2 separate regions of the Mus musculus genome follow, and region 1 is linked to region 2. The links are chromatin loops, found by intact Hi-C in ENCODE. Cell type or tissue: heart. All regions are shown on one strand.

What was found. Peaks named below come from ENCODE experiments on the same cell type or tissue, not always from the same donor. Only the 100,000 strongest peaks of a DNase experiment are listed, where the experiment ranks them.
Region 1: it touches region 2 in a loop (6-fold over the local background); 1 of 42 quality-filtered maps calls a loop at or near these places.

The regions. Positions count from the first base shown.
Region 1 is chr16:7,069,054-7,073,053 of GRCm38, forward strand. It overlaps Rbfox1 (RNA binding protein, fox-1 homolog (C. elegans) 1), which reads left to right and starts at 782. Exons shown (of 13, transcript NM_183188.2): 1 at 782-1,032. The coding sequence starts at 946. In heart, no CTCF peak of the experiment used is centred here; no DNase peak of the experiment used is centred here; H3K4me3 peaks cover 493 bases; H3K27ac peaks cover 628 bases.
Region 2 is chr16:7,019,427-7,023,426 of GRCm38, forward strand. It overlaps a transcript of Rbfox1 not described here. Among named protein-coding and RNA genes, the nearest start is that of Rbfox1, 48 kb to the right of the region's middle. In heart, no CTCF peak of the experiment used is centred here; no DNase peak of the experiment used is centred here.

The DNA.
Region 1 (4,000 bases), 50 kb after region 2:
AGCTACCCACATGAACCTGCTAGATTTGAGTGTTGTTGTTATGGTTGTTGTTGTTCTTATTTGTTTGGTTGTTTTTGGTTTTGTTCATAACTGTGGCGGAATGGGTATAGGTGTGAAAATGTATGTGCTGTGTTCAAAGGGTGACCTCCAGGTATCTTTCTTTATTGCTTTTTACTTACGCTTTGAGAGAGGGTCTTCCACTAAACCACTGTACATGGAAGTTTCTGTTTGGCTATGCTGGCTCGACAGTTGAGACCCTGCATTCTCCTGTCTCTGTTTTCCCAGTGCTAGGAATGTGTGACACATTGCCTGATTTCTTACATAGGCACTGGAGATCCAAATTCCAGTCCTCAGGCTTATATGGTAGTATACAAACTCACATAACAACCAGTTGCAATTTAGAACTGAAGTCTAGGCTCTGGTGATGATTTTTATGTGGGTAAATGTTTAAGTTCTTTAAGTTGCAACTGATTGTCATGTAAGCTTACACATTTCTATTACTTATTCTCTCTAAAAATCTCATGCAGACCCAGCCCCTTGCAATTTGGCCCAGTTCCTCAGGACAAATGCCTTCTCTTTTCGCCTGATTCCCTGTCACTCCATCTCCCTTGGTCTGAGAACTAAATTAATGAAGAGTATTTGGTTAGTCATGTTGGGCGAGCTGCTCCCAAAATAGCTCCTTCCATTTTGGTAGCTCCGACCGACCCTGCAGCTGCCGCGTCCCTTCCTTGTCTGGGAAGAAAACTTTCACATTAAGAGTTGCTGATGCAGGGTTTTGTTTCCTTTCCCTCTCCGCTGCCTGTGGATGAGCACTTGGCTCCTGACAGAAGTGATTTGGCTCTCGGCTTTGTAGTTGAGAAGAAGTTGGGTCTATAGATTTCTTTCCCCCTCTAACTCTCTATTGATGTGTTCAGCCTTGGAGGGAATAAAGCCTCCATTTAAAGCATGTTGGCGTCGCAAGGAGTCCTTCTGCATTCTTATGGCGTGCCCATGATTGTGCCTGCTGCCCCCTACTTCCCGGGACTGATGCAGGTAATTCATGGCTTTTGCCAGCAAGCAACTTAACTCCAGAATGCTCTAAGTAATAATTGGAATTTTTATGGTTGAGAAAGCAAACACTTTTAATACAGGAAGAGAAAAAAAAGCCCTCGTGTAGTCAAAGGAAAGACAGTAGGAAATCAAAAAGATGGATCACCTTAATCTGGCTATTGACATCTCTCATGGATGAATAAATGGTGTAGTTGAGCTGTATTTGCTTGTATTGATCTGGGTGCTGTTTAACATTCATGCCTTTGCTTCGGGAGGTTGACCAGGGGGCAAAAGATTTGCTCTCTTCCCTAGCTTTCTGAGGGACTGGGTCTCCCAGAGCAGATCATGAGGCTCAGTAACTTATCATGATATGGCTTGCTTAAAGGCTTTAACCCCGGAAACAGAAGGGCAGGAAATACAGAGTGCTGCTGAGGACACCCCACACAGGTTGTTGTTTGCAGAGAAGCTTCCCCTTGCAAATCTGAGAGGCGACCCACAAACAAGAGGGTACACTGAGAATGGTCTCGCTAGGAAGTTCAGAGGTTATTCTGCAAATTCGATGCCAACTGTTTGTATTCTCGGCAGCTGGGGAGAAGTTAGGATGCCTGTTGTTTTGACTGCTAAGGCTATTATTCTGTGTACCGAGAGGTTTGTGTGCTAGCGAGAAATTGGACCTGTTTCTTTGCCTTATTGTACCTCCTTGCTGTCACTCAAACCCACTGCTTCTGGGTGTACGCCTGCAGTTCTCTGGGAAGCCAACATCCACTTGTGATAGAAGTGGGTCATTGTAGGAAGCAAGTGGCTATTTGTTGCTGTTCTTTAGAAATAAGCAACCCTAAGTAATAAATCCTAAATCTCCTTTCTATGGGAAAGGAAAATTAAATATATGCAGTACAACACTTTAGCTTTTTTTCCTGTAGCCCCACTCCCACCCAGCCCTCTCTGAGAGTTCTACAAAACTCTAATTCATTAATGACGACTTCTGTGGAGGATTGAACAAATATTCTTTTTATTCTTTGACTGTGACTGTGACTGTGACCTTCTATTAACTGTCAGAAGCTGGGTGGCAGAATGCACCCAGACGTCAATCCCGATAGCATCAGAACTGCCAATTACCCTAGATGTATGGATACTATTGCTACACTTCTATGTTATAGGTAAATAGACCAGCAGAGAATGGCCCTGGCACCAAGGAAGGGAACTTGTGGCCAGATGGTGACATGAAACTTAGGACTTGAAGGTGAAGCAGAGTAACAGTGCTTTTGGCTTCTGTTGGAAATTTGGGGTGAAGGTCAAAGGCTGGAGTTTTGTCGGCCCCTGTGCTGCCCTATCCGATAAATAATTACAAGCAAATCGCTCATTTCAGTCCGTGCTGATTGATGCTGAAATTGCTTTTGAAAGTTCTCATAAGTTCCTGTTATAGATTAAGTGCTGGTGCAGGAGAATAACGGCACCCACAGAAATGGGTGAATGTAATCAGGTTTAATGGACTCGAGAGCTTGTTGGGAATTAAATAACTATCGATTTGCTGGGATGTTTCTGTCATTACAAAATGCCACTCTGAACGTATTACCCCAATGATAGATGAGAAGACGCTAGAACCAACTGCAAAGCTGGGAAGGCACTATTTCTTCCTCTTTGGCAAAATGTTCAAGAAACATAACTGGTTAGTGTGGAATGGAGCAAGTTATTTTACTTGCAAATGTTAACCTGATCCATTCTCATTTGTTTCCCAAAAGGAAACTTCTGAACTAGTGACCTACAAGTCCTTCTGTGTGTGTCAGTGAGGAGCCTCCGATGAGCTACTGGGACCCACTGCACCCTTCCCCTCTCCTCCACACAGAGCACACTGCAAGGCTGTGCACATGAAGGTGCTAGCCTTCTTGCTGCTTTGTGGAGGCTCAAAGAAACTAAACCCCCTCCCATTGCAGTTTTGTTCTTAAGGAAAGGATGTGGTATGATAGAATAGGTAGGAAATTCTAGTGCCTCTTTACCTTTCAGCTTGCACTTCCTGCCCTAGCTACCTTGGCCCTTAGCTTGAGGAGTTTCACCCCGAGTCAGGAATAAAGGCCCTTTTGCCAGGATTCAGATTTCTTTAGCAACTTAGTGATTCCAGCAAGACAAGAAAATGAAGAGGACTATGGACTCATCTTTGCTAGGATCCCTTGTGCCTGCATAGTTGGGAACAGCATGAATGGTTATGTGCAAGGGCCACTGGCGAGCTGCTTGAGATGCTGTTCACAATTTCACAGTCTTTCTAAACTCAACAGCCAACAGTTCTGTGGCCAAAGATGTTCCTTTTTGAATTGCTGCCTGAGACACTTTTGAAATTCAGGCCAGTGTGGCTTAATTTTTCTGCAGTTAAAGAAAAAATAATTTGCATTTTTTTTAAGTTTTAAGAGAGTACCTGACTCATGCTACAGTCAGTACCTACAGATGTGTCCTTACGTGTCTAGTGAGGTCCCTCTCATGGCCTCTTCTTTAAAGTCAGTCCCATAGTTAACATGGGATTTCCATTCCTACTTTCTGTTTCTCTGGAAAACCAGTGTCACTATATCGTATCCAGGGCACCCTTTATTTTATGGAGTAAACTAAACTTATGGAGTAAACAGACAAATAAGACAAGCATTTTGTTTGTTTTGCTTTGCTTTGCTTTCCTCTAACTACATAGACAATCATGCTAAACCAGGTAGAATGGTTTTCACAGTAGTAAGAGGTCAAAAGGAAGCAGGGAAAAATGATGATACTGAGCACACTGTGCAGACCATGACCGTTCACCTTCAGTACAGAGCCCATTCTTGATGTCTTTGAATGAAGAGCCCAGGCATCATCCTTGGGACCTCTCTTTAGTCCGGCATTCTAAGTGTCATCTTGATTCACCACAGGGGTTGACTGAGCTGCTATTATTATAAGAAGTCAAGTCCATTGGCAAAGTCATTCTTGATTCCAGATGCTAACAACAGGATTGACT
Region 2 (4,000 bases):
GCCAGGCCTTCATCTTTAAACAACGGTACTCTTCCCATTCCACTATTTCCCCATCACTATGAAGCTGTATCAATGGAGGCAGTGCATATTATGGCAACATTGGTGTTGAGATCCAAGCCAGGAACTTCCTGGATTTTTGGCTTACTATCAGTTATTAGCACCTACATGGTAGTAACAAATTCTGTAAAACTTGAGAGCAATCATTCATTTTTTAAAGAGTTGTTTTATTTATGCATAGTGTGTGTGTGTGTGTGTGTGTGTGTGTGTGTGTGTGTGTGTGTGTGTGTGTGAGCAGATACACCATACTATGAGTATAGTGATTGTTGAAGCCAGAAGAGGGCACTGGATTCCTTAGAGCTTGAGCTACACACAGCTGTGAAACACCAACCCTGTGTGTTAAGAACAACACTCAGGCCATCTGAAAGAACCATGTGTCCTTAACCTCTGAGCCATCTCTCCAGCCCATTTCTCACTCAGGTATTATACACCTGCAGAAGGTCCTCTCATCTTTGCATGCTGTGTCCTCTCTACCATGTTCCTTCTGCTACCGGACCATGTCCATTCCTGGTTATACCTCTACCACAAGGCTTCATTTTCTGGGATATGTGCAGTTTGCCATGTTCCTCACCAAGTTCTCAGCCTTGAATTACCAATGAAAAACCACATCTTCATTAGTCTAATCCCATCCCCTTGCTATCCATAGTTCCCATATTGCTATTAATGCCCTAATCTTTTCCTTTATACCACGAACAATAACTGGCCTCAGAAAATTTACCATGTAATCTTGTTTGATTAGCTCTTTATTGAGATAATTTTTTACTTATTACAGAATAATAGATAGCACATTCACTTGGCTTCCTTAATGGTCATGTTGACAAAATTATAGTAAAGCATCCCATTCCAGGGTGTGTACACTGATAAAAATCAACTGATCTCATTGCAATTTCTCTAGGTTTATTGCAGTTTCACATGGATGCGGTGGGGTGAGATGCTTCATTTTGTTCAGTTTTACCATATATGAGGATCAGTGTCCACCACAGTCAAGATACGTAGCAGTTCCATAACTTCCTTTGTTGTCTCAACATCCACCCCCTACCCACCCAAGTCTTTTTGGTAAATACTGATTCTCACTTGAACGAAATGTAGATACCTCAAAATCAGAACCATGTAATAGCAAACCTTTGGTGTTTACTTCCTTTTGTCTGGAGATTCAGTCTATACAGATATATACAGATACAGATACAGATACAGATACAGATACAGATACAGATACAGATACAGATACAGATACAGATACAGATACAGATACGTATACATATACATATACATACACACACACACACACATTCTATGCCCATACACACACACACACATATATAGTTCCATGATATGGACATGATGCTGTTTCTTTAAACATTCACCTATTGAAATATATATGAACAACTCCTAATTTTACTTATGAATAAAAACATCACGGCTTTATATATACATTGTTGTGTGAAATGTTTCCATGTCCCTGGGATAAACTCTAAAGTATAAAGATAGGAGGACTTAGTTGTGTCAGGACTCCATTGCACTGATAGTTTTCATGGCTCTCTCTGGTAATAGATTGATTTTTTGTTTCATCCCAGGAACAGTTTGAGTAGTAGTTGCTTGCTTGTTACTTGTTTGTTTATATTTAATCACCATGTACTGGGAACATTATACAATCCTTAGAACATAATTTACTACTCTATAAATATTCATAGATGAATTAAATGTGTAATGAATGGGTGGATACATGAATAAAAACTCTGACATAGGGATTAAATAAAATGATACATATAAATGCTTTTCAGAATCCTGAGCATGGAATGAACTTCACTGTCTATACACAGGGGTTTTATACCATCGCTGTTATTGGGTGTAATTTTCACTGGAAGAGACACAGTTTAATGCCAACTTTTTCTTCCTACCGTCACTGGGCCTCTGCTGTCATCGTGTGACTTTATTAGTTCCCAGTGAAGTGGTTCTGAGGTTAGGAGTGCATACTGTCCTTGTGGAAGTCCCAAGTTTGTCTCCCGGCTCCCAATTTCTTTAGCTCACACCTGTTTGTGGCTTCCCAGGCTCCAAACTCTTTCTGCTTCAGCTCATTTAGCTAGAGATAAGCCCTTCTTGTAAAAAATGTTCTATAAAGAATGAAGTAGAAATTTGTCCTTTGTGTTATAAGTGAGGTCCCACTAAACAAGTGAGCCTTGAAGCTCTCTGGGCCACTTTCTCTGTTGACCATAAGCTCAGGAAATAAATACCAGCAGGCTTTGGAATATAAGGGGATGTGGCACCAGAGAGGTTAACATTTTTCCAGGTCCTGAAGGTCTTAGAGGGTGAAATAAATATTGTGGGATCCAGTGGAGGTAGCAGAGTCCTTAATAGAGAGAGAAAATTAGTCATTCCCATTCGCCTGGGGAAAGTGCAGGCCCTGATAATGTCTTGATCTATGTACAAAGAGCCAGTAAAGACAAGCAGTTCTCATAATAAAAATAGAAATGAGGTTTTCCTGACAAAAATGCCAGTGGAGTGATGAGCTGTCAGGCAGGATCTGGAGAGACGAGAAAGGGCCTTCTTTGGTGACTATAATTAGGCTGCGTGGAGAGTTCAGCCTATGCCAGCACCTCTGTCTCTTTCTAGATTCTCCATTGGGTTATGTCTACGGGGCAGGGATATCGAGGAGATCAAGGCTGATTCCTGGTGGTTCAAGCCCTTCTGCCCCTCAAGCCCTGGAGAGGCTCTGACCTGGGGTGTGTGAGAGACAAGGGCCTTTACTCTGGAGCTTGTGCTATTTACATTTATTTTTTTTCAGAAAGAAAGGGAGGAAAATATAAATATCTCCTTTTCTCTGTCCCAAAACCTACTGTGCAAAAACTTGACTCATTACAGATAAACAATAAGAATAATTTTTAAGAACCTGTAATCACTATGCCACTCGTAACGTCTGGTGGATTTTCTGAAGCATTGACTGACTCGAGGCAGAAAGATGGATTGGCATCTAGAAAGAGGTAAGTTCAGAAATGAACAGGATGGATTAGCAATACAGATTGGGCTTATATAAGAGAGTGTACTGCTTTTGTTGTATAACTATGATCAAATTAAATAGTCCGAGAGAACAACTTGGTGAGGATTTGTTTTAGGACAAAGTTTCAGAGATCTCAGATGCTGGCTCTGTGGGTTCTGAGACCATGGACTCATGAGAGCGTCATGGAGATGGGAGTATAGGTAAGTAGTTGGAGAGCGAAAAGACTGTATACAAGGTCTACAGTACACGCCTGGGCACCAATGTCCTCCAGGAAGTTTTTTTCTAAAACTCAGCACAGCACTCCTCCCTGAGAGTGGAGCCTTCAGCATATGAGCCTATGGAAGACATTTCATTTTCAAGTCCTAACAGGGGCTATTCCCAGATGAGGGTATATCTGGGCAGCTGTGCACTGTGCATACGTTTCCTGTGCTTTGCTGTACAAATGTCTATGCCTTTTAAATCATCTCCCCTGACTTTGATTTCTGAAACCAGGAAACATAGTCTAATGAAAAAATGTACTGAGGTAGACATGCGTATGGCTAGCTACTTAACCAAAGTCCAAACCATTCCCAGATGCACTTCCTGGCTGAGGTCAATTTGGTTGTGTTTTATGGAAACAAAGAGGCAATAGAGTGACCTCGTATCTTCTTCAGATCTCAGAACTTGAGTTCTCCAGTGAACCTCTGATAGTTTGAGACACCTGGAGGCTGGAAGAAGCAAGATCAACATAAGCCACGGTTTAGATGCTGTTCATCCAATATAATTTCTTAGAAAGAACAAGCCCTCAGAGAGCACCAATATCCATCAAGTAGCTTTTGGGTATTCTGACAAACTTCATTCTCTGCAATGCAGTATGGAATAAATAAATAGGTAAGAAACTACACCCACCTGACTTGGCGCTTCAGCCTGGGAATTTAAGAGAGTTACTAATTTGTCTACTCCTCAGTT